Linked DNA regions of Mus musculus: region 1 is linked to region 2. A link is a contact called in ENCODE POLR2A ChIA-PET data. All regions are on one chromosome and are shown on one strand. The core of a region is the stretch at or near the end of the contact, and the rest is flanking DNA. Distances in the headings are between cores, read along the strand shown.

Evidence for each region. ChIA-PET counts read pairs that join two places held with the same protein, here RNA polymerase II (POLR2A).
Region 1: POLR2A ChIA-PET joins it to region 2 with 11 read pairs in Patski. The contact joins the promoter of Prps1l3 here to the promoter of Pax9 in region 2. POLR2A ChIA-PET finds 5 or more read pairs at or near these places in 2 of 5 experiments (Patski and embryonic stem cell).

Annotation. Positions count from the first base shown.
Region 1 is chr12:57,227,634-57,231,970 of GRCm38, forward strand. Prps1l3 (phosphoribosyl pyrophosphate synthetase 1-like 3) reads left to right here and starts at 2,779. Exons shown (of 2, transcript NM_001037746.3): 1 at 2,779-2,978. Mipol1 (mirror-image polydactyly 1) reads left to right here and starts at 2,792. Exons shown (of 10, transcript NM_001164370.1): 1 at 2,792-2,978. Gm40426 (a long non-coding RNA gene) reads left to right here. Exons shown (of 2, transcript XR_872774.1): 2 at 1-10.
Region 2 is chr12:56,693,563-56,698,015 of GRCm38, forward strand. Pax9 (paired box 9) reads left to right here and starts at 1,909. Exons shown (of 4, transcript NM_011041.3): 1 at 1,909-2,302; 2 at 3,012-3,638. The coding sequence starts at 2,299. It overlaps Gm15524 (a long non-coding RNA gene), which reads right to left and starts at 1,205. Exons shown (of 3, transcript XR_003950120.1): 1 at 1-1,205.

The DNA.
Region 1 (4,337 bases), core at 1,529-4,028, 530 kb after region 2:
CTCTAAGTTGCTTTTGTTGTTGGCTATTTGGTCACAGCAGAAAAGGGCTATGTTATGGCCACTGTTCACTGCTTCCCCCCCCCCCCCCCCCCCCCCCCCGAGATAGGGTTTCTCTGTATAGCCCTGGCTGTCCTGGAACTCACTCTGTAGACCAGGCTGTTCTCGAACTCAGAAATCCGCCTGTCTCTGCCTCCCGAGTGTTGGGATTAAAGGTGTGCCCCGGCTTTTTTTTTTTTTTTTTTAATTTCCACCCATATCGAAGACGCTTCCCCTCCCTCCTCTCTTCTCATTCTCTTCCCTCTTCTCTCCCCTCCCTCTGCAGTCACCCCTCCCTCCTTCCCTTCTCAGAAGAGGGCAGGCCTCCCACAGACAAGCCTTGGCATATCAAGTTGCAGTAAGACTAGGCGCATCTTCTATTGCCAGTAGATGAGGCAGTCCAGTTAGCAGAAAGGCTGGCAGTGTAGGCAGAGACAGTCCTTGCTCCTGCTGTAAGAGTCACACATGAAGACCGTGCTGCATGACTGTTACACATGATCTCTCACTGCTTTTATTCAGGTCCACACTGAGAAAGAGCAGGAAGCAGAACATAAAGATATGAAAAATGTGCCATTTTGTGAGCAAGTTTAAAGCTGCAGACAAGAAATGGCTGCTGACAAAACAGCTGTGATCATTAAAGAGATCTGTGGCACTAAATAGAAATCTACTCTGCACTGGGACAATAGCAAAGGTGTCCTGTGGGTAAGACCCAACCATCAAAGGCTCCAACTTGAGAATTTGCAAATTCATCTGAATGGAGAGAGGGTGAACTGAGAATACCACTCTCTGCATAAAACAAGCACCCATTACAATGTTTTCTCAGATCAGCCTTAAAAGTACACAGTGGCCACTGCACCTCTATTCCAAAATGGCCAAGAACTTGGCAGCTTTGTCTGAGTGGCACTGATTATCAGGCATGAAAGATGCCACATGAAAGATGCTGGTCTCCTCAGCTTTCTGGAACGTTATAGCACAGGCCTGCACAAATCCCTTCACACCTGAAGAGGTCCAGAGAGGCTCTTGTATGACGCTTGGGAGGTGATGTTGGAGATACTACAACTGTGGGACATCCACTGAGGTGCAGGTGTGGATGGAAGGCTACATGACTTATAGGCAAGAGAGCTAGTGCCCACAGGGTTGTGCAAGCTTATTGGAGTCCAAAGAATTCCAGCTGTTGAATATGGAGCTTCAAGATTTTATGTCTGCTGTGCTGAATTTCAGTGTTTTTCTTACTTGATCTTCCCTTGCTATCTTAATCTCTGGAACACTACTGTATACTGAAAGTACACAATTTTTCATTTTATGGGGGCTCATTTTTTTCTTTTTTGTTTTTTTGAGACAGTTTCTCTGTAGCCCTGGCTGTCCTGGAACTCACTTTGTAGACCAGGCTGGCCTTGAGCCCAGAAATCCGCCTGCCTCTGCCTCCCAAGTGCTGGATTAAAGGTGTGTGCCACCACTGCCCTGCTAGGGCTCATTGTTTAGAAGTTAGTGTGGCCTCTTTTTTGGAAACTTTTGCTATGTATCCCAGGCTGTCCTGGAATTCACGTTCACTCTTCAAAGGTTCAGAATTACAGATGTGTACCACCATAATCATATTTTTTTAGTGGTGGTTTGTTTACATAAAAATATGATTCAACTCCGACTAATGTAAAGTAATAAATAAAATTTAAAAATGCATTTAAAGCCTGAATCTGTCACAAGTCACTAGTACTAGTCATTAGTTACATAAATAATGAAACTTTTTCTTTTTAGTATTATGCTCTATTTATTCCAAATAATTTCCATCTGGTCATCTCATCCTTTTTTTCCATGCTTCATTCCTCCTGTCACCTACTTTGTGGAGTATGTGGCACTTCTGAAAGGTGAACCTTTGCTAGAGGAAATGGGTCACTGCTTTTTGGTTATAGAGCCCAGCTCCATTTTCTATTCTCTTGTTTTTTGACTGGATGGCTAGCCACTTTGCCATCCTGCCTTTATTAGCATGGTGGACACGGATCTCGTATTGCTATAAGCCAAAATAAAGTCTTTCACGAACTTTGTCTATTAATTCAGAAAATAAATATAATTTTCTGCTGTGGGTGTAAAAAATTACTATTATTACTGTTACCCCAGCATCCAGAAGACTACTTGGCATGTAGTATGCCCTCAATAAATAGATAAGTTAGAGTGACTTCAATAGCTCAACACTAAATTACCAGAGCATCAGTGGCTAGGGTGGGGTGCAGGAGTTCTAGATTAGATAGGGCAGCATAGGGACACTACTTCTCTTTCTTTAAAAGGAGAAAAATATTCGAATATTATCAGCTATATCATCTAATAGAATTCCACATTACTCCTATACTTCGCTTTAAAAATATCCCTGGCGTTCAGCCCTTTCTTTTAAGTTCTGCGATTGAACATTCTGAGTACACCCTTTCTAGTCCTGAAGTCAAAATGTCACCAGCCTTAAAGCTTTTCTGAAACCATTGGCCGATGTCTAAGTCTCACTCTGGCTCACTTCGCAGGACCTTTCCTTCTGTCCCCGCAAAGCACTGCGCACAGAAGGAAACCACTGCCCAGTGAAGATACTCCATGGGATGAGCCCGAGAACCACACATTTCCCCAGTTAGCGCGCACTGGTTGTCAGCTCCTCCCACAGAACGCGACCTCGAGGTCGCCTTCCTTTCCAGCAGCCCGGAACCATCCTTGAGCCCTCCAGCTCGCCGGAAGCCCCGCCCCGTCCCGCCCCGCCCCGCGGCAGCCAGCGGACTCGCGCATGCTCGCTGCGCGCAGCCTCGTCCCCGCGTGCTCTCGCGCGCTTCCTCTCGCCCGCTCTGCTCTTTTTGGTTACTCAGGGGCACGCGCAGCGTTTCGCGCGACGATTGGCTGCCTCGGTGGCGGCGCCACAGGACCGGGCAACTACGCGAGCGGAGTGGGCGCTTAAGGATCCCGCGGCTCCTCAGGTAACGGCGTGGACCGGGAGCGGCTGGGGGAGGGGGGAGAACCTCAGGGTGGCCTGCAGCCCGCCCGGGACTTCCGGCCGCGGCCCCTGGAGGTGCAGGAGCGCTGCGTGGCCCGCGTCGCGGCGTCCTCAGGTGACAACACCGCTCCTTCTCCAGGTTTCGGCCTCATGGCGTCATAGTCTTTCAAAAGTTAAGAAGGGACGAACAATGACTCGGAAGTGTGGGCTGTTTTTCCTCTAAGCTTTGACGAGTTAGGGTTTCAGTCCTGGCGGGACCGCGGATCCACTCTGTGCTTTTGCGGGACACTTGAGCGATTCACAGTTCTCACCCTTCAAAGTGCGAGCAAAAACCCCAGTGTAGTTCAGTATGCCCGGCGCCTACATTAGTAAGATGCAGCTGCAAACTCTGCCTTCACTACATTCAAGATTTGGCTTTTCTTTTTTTTCTTTTTCTTTTTGGTTTTTTTTTCGAGACAGGGTTTCTTTGTATAGCCCTGGCTGTCCTGGAGCTCACTTTGTAGACCAGGCTGGCCTCGAACTCAGAAATCCGCCTGCCTCTGCCTCCCGAGTGCTGGGATTAAAGGTGTGCGCCACCATCGCCCGGCCAAGAGCTGGCTTTTCTAACTGGAGGATGACACCACCCAGTGGTATTGGTGAAGTACTTGAAGTTGGACACTACAAGATAGAAGAATAGACTAGGTTTCTAAGAGAATAGGCCTTTGGAAGGGCTCCTTGAGCGTTTTGATGTCCGTTAATTCCCGATGGTGGTAGACAGCTAAAGAAGGACAGTTTTAACCTGTCTCACGAGTTACCTCACTTTGCAAAGTTTCGTATTGCCATCTGGAATGAACCTCACATCAAAGGACAGTTAGTTACATAATCATTACATAGGCTATCATCCCGTACCTCAATGTGCCTCAAACTAGAGTGACTTGAGAGGAGGGTAGTTAAAGGAGGAATTGCCTCCATCAGATTGGGAACATTTTCTTGATTAATGATTGATATGAGAGGGCCCAGATCACTGGGTTTTTTCAGCCCCAGGCAGGTTGGACCGCAGTTGTTAAGGAAGCAAACCAAGCATGCTATGGAGAGCAAGCCAGTAAGCAAGGTTACTCCCTGGTCTCTGCTTCAGTTCCTGTTTCCAGGTTCCAGCCTTGAGCTCTTTGCCTTGTTGCCCTGGATGGCGATGGATGCTGACCCTCCACTATGTTTGTTTTTGGTCATGGTAGTCTTGTCAAATTGAAAGAAACCAACCTAGATCCAATCCTATGAAAATAATATAGCAATATATATATGTATATACTTTAAAGATTTATGTATGTGAATAAACTGTTGCTCTCTTTAGACACACCATAAGAGG
Region 2 (4,453 bases), core at 659-3,158:
GGAGAGCCTGAGGGACACTGAGGAGACCCAGTAAAATGCTGTCCGCGCATGCCCAGGGAGATCACCAACAGCCAGGTCCAACAGATAGAAAGAAAAAAAAAAAACCGATAGATGACCAACAGTAGACCTGTGCAAGAGCAAGGGAGGTGTGCGACAGCTAAAGGGGGCGGCAGTAGATGTTATGTACTAAACCCCAAACTAGACACACAGGTCTCTTGATCACTCCGGGTTGATGTAGCTAGATTCTCATTAGGACACCACATCTTGCTAGTCCACACGGGCTGGGGCACTATCTCTGTACACCAGTTCAGAAGGGTGTGAAATACTCAGTGGGTGCACGGAAGTAGAGCAAAGAGCACACTCAGAGAACACTTCTTGCCCGTGAGGATGAAGGTTCCTCATCACGGAGCAGAGCACAGTATCTTCTGTGAGCAAGTCTCAGGCGAAGTTCTGATCTCCACTCAGTCTCTGAGTTGCAAGTAATTTATACTATAGCATGGGGCTGGGGGTGCTTCTGAAATCTTGGCTTTCCTTGTTATAAAGCACCTGACTACGCAATACAAGTATTGAGCGGAGACAAGGATGAAACCACAAAGTCGAGCCTTGAAATGACTTTGAACATCTGAAACCAACAAATAAAGGGGGGGGGGGGCTATGTTCAAGTATTTCTATTTGTGAAGCCTCATTGTGGAAATACCTGACTGCAATAAAAGACATTTGAAGTAATCTTTCAATCCTTAACTTGATTGTAACTTGAATTCAGGGTGCACACCCACCACAGAAGCAGATGCCTGGAGATCAATGGTCAGCTCCAAGACTGATTACTAGACGTCCTGGGCTCTTGTCATTTACTGGTGAACATCGGGATTCCTCTGATTTCTTTGTGTGCAGAACCTTCGGGAGAGTGCGCGCATCACCTACATCCTGGATATGTGTTAAAGAGAGGGCTGTTGTGATGGAGACGAAGTAATATCATCCACTTTCCGGTGTCACACAAATACCCGAATCCATTCACAATGCTTCTCTTCCTTATTTCGTCCACATACGTCACAACCTTGTCTCCATAAAGAAATGCATTTCTCTGTCCCAAACTCTTCTATCCGTTTCGGATTTGGGTGAATGAAAGTGAAAAATCCCCAGGTAGGCAGAACCACACAGCATCTGTGGTAGCTAAGCTGAAGTCGCGGGGAATTACATACAGATGCTCAGAGGCAGTGTCAGCGGGTACCTCCTTGGGGCTGACTTTCATATTTAAAATCAAACCTTTCAAGGTGGCTCTATGGTGTTGAGAACCCTGGCAAATTCTTACACACGGAAACCAGGACCCTGGGTGAGTGATGCAAGGGGGTGGGATGGGATGGACGTGGCCACTGCCACCAGCGCTCCGGGGATCAACCCTCCTTCCCCGTGGACGTCCTGTGCTCCTCTTTAGTCTGGTTTTTTAATTTTTTTTTCCTCACTGCACCTGGCCTCTGCTAGGATCCTGCTTGACTGAGGTTTAGCCCCTCACTGCTGGACTAACCACTTCGGGCGGGGTACGGGAAGGAGTCTCTTGTCCTTACACCTCAAGCGCCTCCTCCACTCGACTTCTCCCCATCCTGAGTGAACTGGAAGGAGATAGAATTTGTGGACAAGATTCTGACAGTCCCCAAAGGTCAGCATGACAGGTAGTTCTCAGTCATCCCTTAAGGGTCGTGCCACTTGTTCTCTGAGAGCTCTAACCTCCAACTTTAATTTGACAAATTCATCTCTTCCCCAAAAGGTGTCCTCGGTCTCTACCCACTTAAAGTTATTCAAACCGAGACCAAAGCTTCTGTTCGCTTATTCAGCATTTTTATCAGCTTGATTTTGCACTCTGTTTGCGGCGCCCCTGGGAAGACGTCAAACACTCTTATTCATTGTATTTAGTCACCCAGGTGCGGAGCCAGCCAGAAACAGACGGCGGAAGGAGTTTCCCGGACTGAGCTGTCACTCACCGGCCTGCACCAATTACAACGCAGATTGCTCGCGGGCCCACCTCTTTTGGGGTGTGTCACAAGTGAGTGATAGACTGAGCCGCCCGGCCCTGCTCAGCCCAGCCCACGTTGCTGCTTAGATTGAAATGCAGAACTCAAGCCTCTTTCAGCCCGGCACAGACTTCCTTTTACTCTTTCCTTTGGCACTCTTGTCGCCTCCTCCCGGGAAGAAGCCAAGGCACCCTCGGCTTGGAGCAGCGACAGGCCGGCTCAGTGAGAACAAGAAAAAAGTTTCTTTCTGGGAGTGCGGAACTGGGGCCGGGTTGGTGTACTGCTCAGAGCAATGGGTGAGTGGCTGATGGGGGACGTTGTCAGATCCGAGGAGGGAGGGAGCGAGCAGGCGAGGGCTAGAGGGAGGGAGCTGAGGCGCGCCACCGCGCTGTATTGACTCAGACTGCGTCCGTCGAGCTGTAAGCACCCTCCAAGGGTCAGTGGCGGAAAGGGTTCTGTGAGAGCCACTGGGTGACAATTGATGCCATTTTGCGATTTAAGGGAAGAGGGCCGTGGCATTGGCGAATCTCGCAGCTCCAGTGTCAATCCAAGTTTTGTTGCACACGTGTTTACACTTGCAAGCAAAACAGAACAAAAACACCCCCCCCCCAGCTTTCTCTGGACTGCGTCTAACCCCGCAGAAGGGAGGGGTAAGGCGGTGGAAGGGAGCAAGGGCCGAGTGTTTTGGTACCAGGCAGGCAAAGAGGGGCGCGCTGGAGCCTCAGAACCGATTTCCCCGCCTGCTTCGGAGAGTTTTAAGTGTCCGGAGTTGCCCTGGGTCTCTCTTCTTGTTTGTTGTTGGGAATCGCAAAGTAGGAGCGAGGTCTGGCCGCAGCTTGTTTTGAGACGTTTGGCTCAGGCCGGAACAGTCTGGTTTCGGGGCAACCCCAGTCCTTATAGAAGGGTGTCATAACCCTGCCCCTGGACGCTCTTGGAGGCCGAGTGGCAGGCGGCTGTCCCAAGCAGTTGGTGCGCGTTGTGGCGCGCTCTGTGCTCCTTTTGCAGAGCCAGCCTTCGGGGAGGTGAACCAGCTGGGAGGAGTGTTCGTGAACGGAAGGCCGCTGCCCAACGCCATTCGGCTTCGCATCGTGGAATTAGCCCAACTGGGCATCCGACCTTGTGACATCAGCCGCCAGCTACGGGTCTCGCACGGCTGCGTCAGCAAGATCCTGGCGCGCTACAACGAGACCGGTTCGATTTTGCCGGGAGCTATTGGGGGGAGCAAGCCCCGGGTCACCACCCCTACTGTGGTGAAACACATCCGGACTTACAAGCAGAGGGACCCAGGCATCTTCGCTTGGGAGATCCGGGACCGCCTGCTGGCGGATGGCGTGTGCGACAAGTACAACGTGCCCTCGGTGAGTTCCATCAGCCGTATTCTGCGCAACAAGATCGGCAACTTGGCCCAGCAGGGTCATTACGACTCATACAAGCAGCACCAGCCCGCGCCGCAGCCCGCGCTGCCCTACAACCACATTTACTCATATCCCAGTCCCATCACGGCGGCAGCAGCTAAGGTGCCTACACCACCTGGGGTGCCGGCCATCCCCGGATCGGTGGCCTTGCCGCGCACCTGGCCCTCCTCTCACTCCGTCACGGACATTCTGGGCATCCGCTCCATCACCGACCAAGGTAAGGAGCTCAGAGGCAGTGTGCAGAGCGGAGTGGGTTCCTGCACGCGTTCGGGAACCCCAGTACCTTCGGCCTCTAGCGAGTGTCTATCCCACCACCTGTGGCTCTTTTCTTTTGGAAACCTAAGGAGTCTTCCCAGGGGGTGTCCTGATCTCATTAACTTGAAACTCTTGCCCCTCTGTTTCCTTGCCACACACAGTCTCCAGCCTCATCTCAAACTACCAGACCCATAACATACCCCCCCCCCCAAACACATGGTTCGCATTTTCCACCCTCCCCCGCCTCTCGCGCACTCAGCCTCAGCCGGGCTAGACTGTTTGGAGAGCGCAGCCTGGCGATTTGGGGAGCACAAGAGGAGGCCCTAGCAGGCTTGGGGCTGCGGGTTGTAGGTAGCCACTGTCGGCAGCTTGCTCACGAGTCAGATGCCGCAGCTACGAGTCCCCGCACACTCTGGAAATTGTATTATTATTCTCGGATTCTGGCAATCAGGGCAAATTTGCTCAGGCAGGAAGTTCAAATGTCACCTAATTGGTTTCATTCTTATGCTTCACTTCATTTTCCTCGGAAACGGAGGTCTCGGTCTCTCTCTCTCTCTCTCTCTCTCTCTCTCTCTCTCTCTCTCTCTCTCTCCCCTTACCTCCCACCCACCTCCCTTAACAGACGTTAATTATCAACCCAGTAGTTGAGGTGACAATTGCTAGGTGATTCGCTGTTGTCCATTCGGCTGCTGTCTCTGGTTCCCCCCAGCCTCCTGCTTTCCTTAGGGTCCTCGGGAACTAGGAAACGCTAGTGGTTGCGTGCCCCTTTCCTGCAAA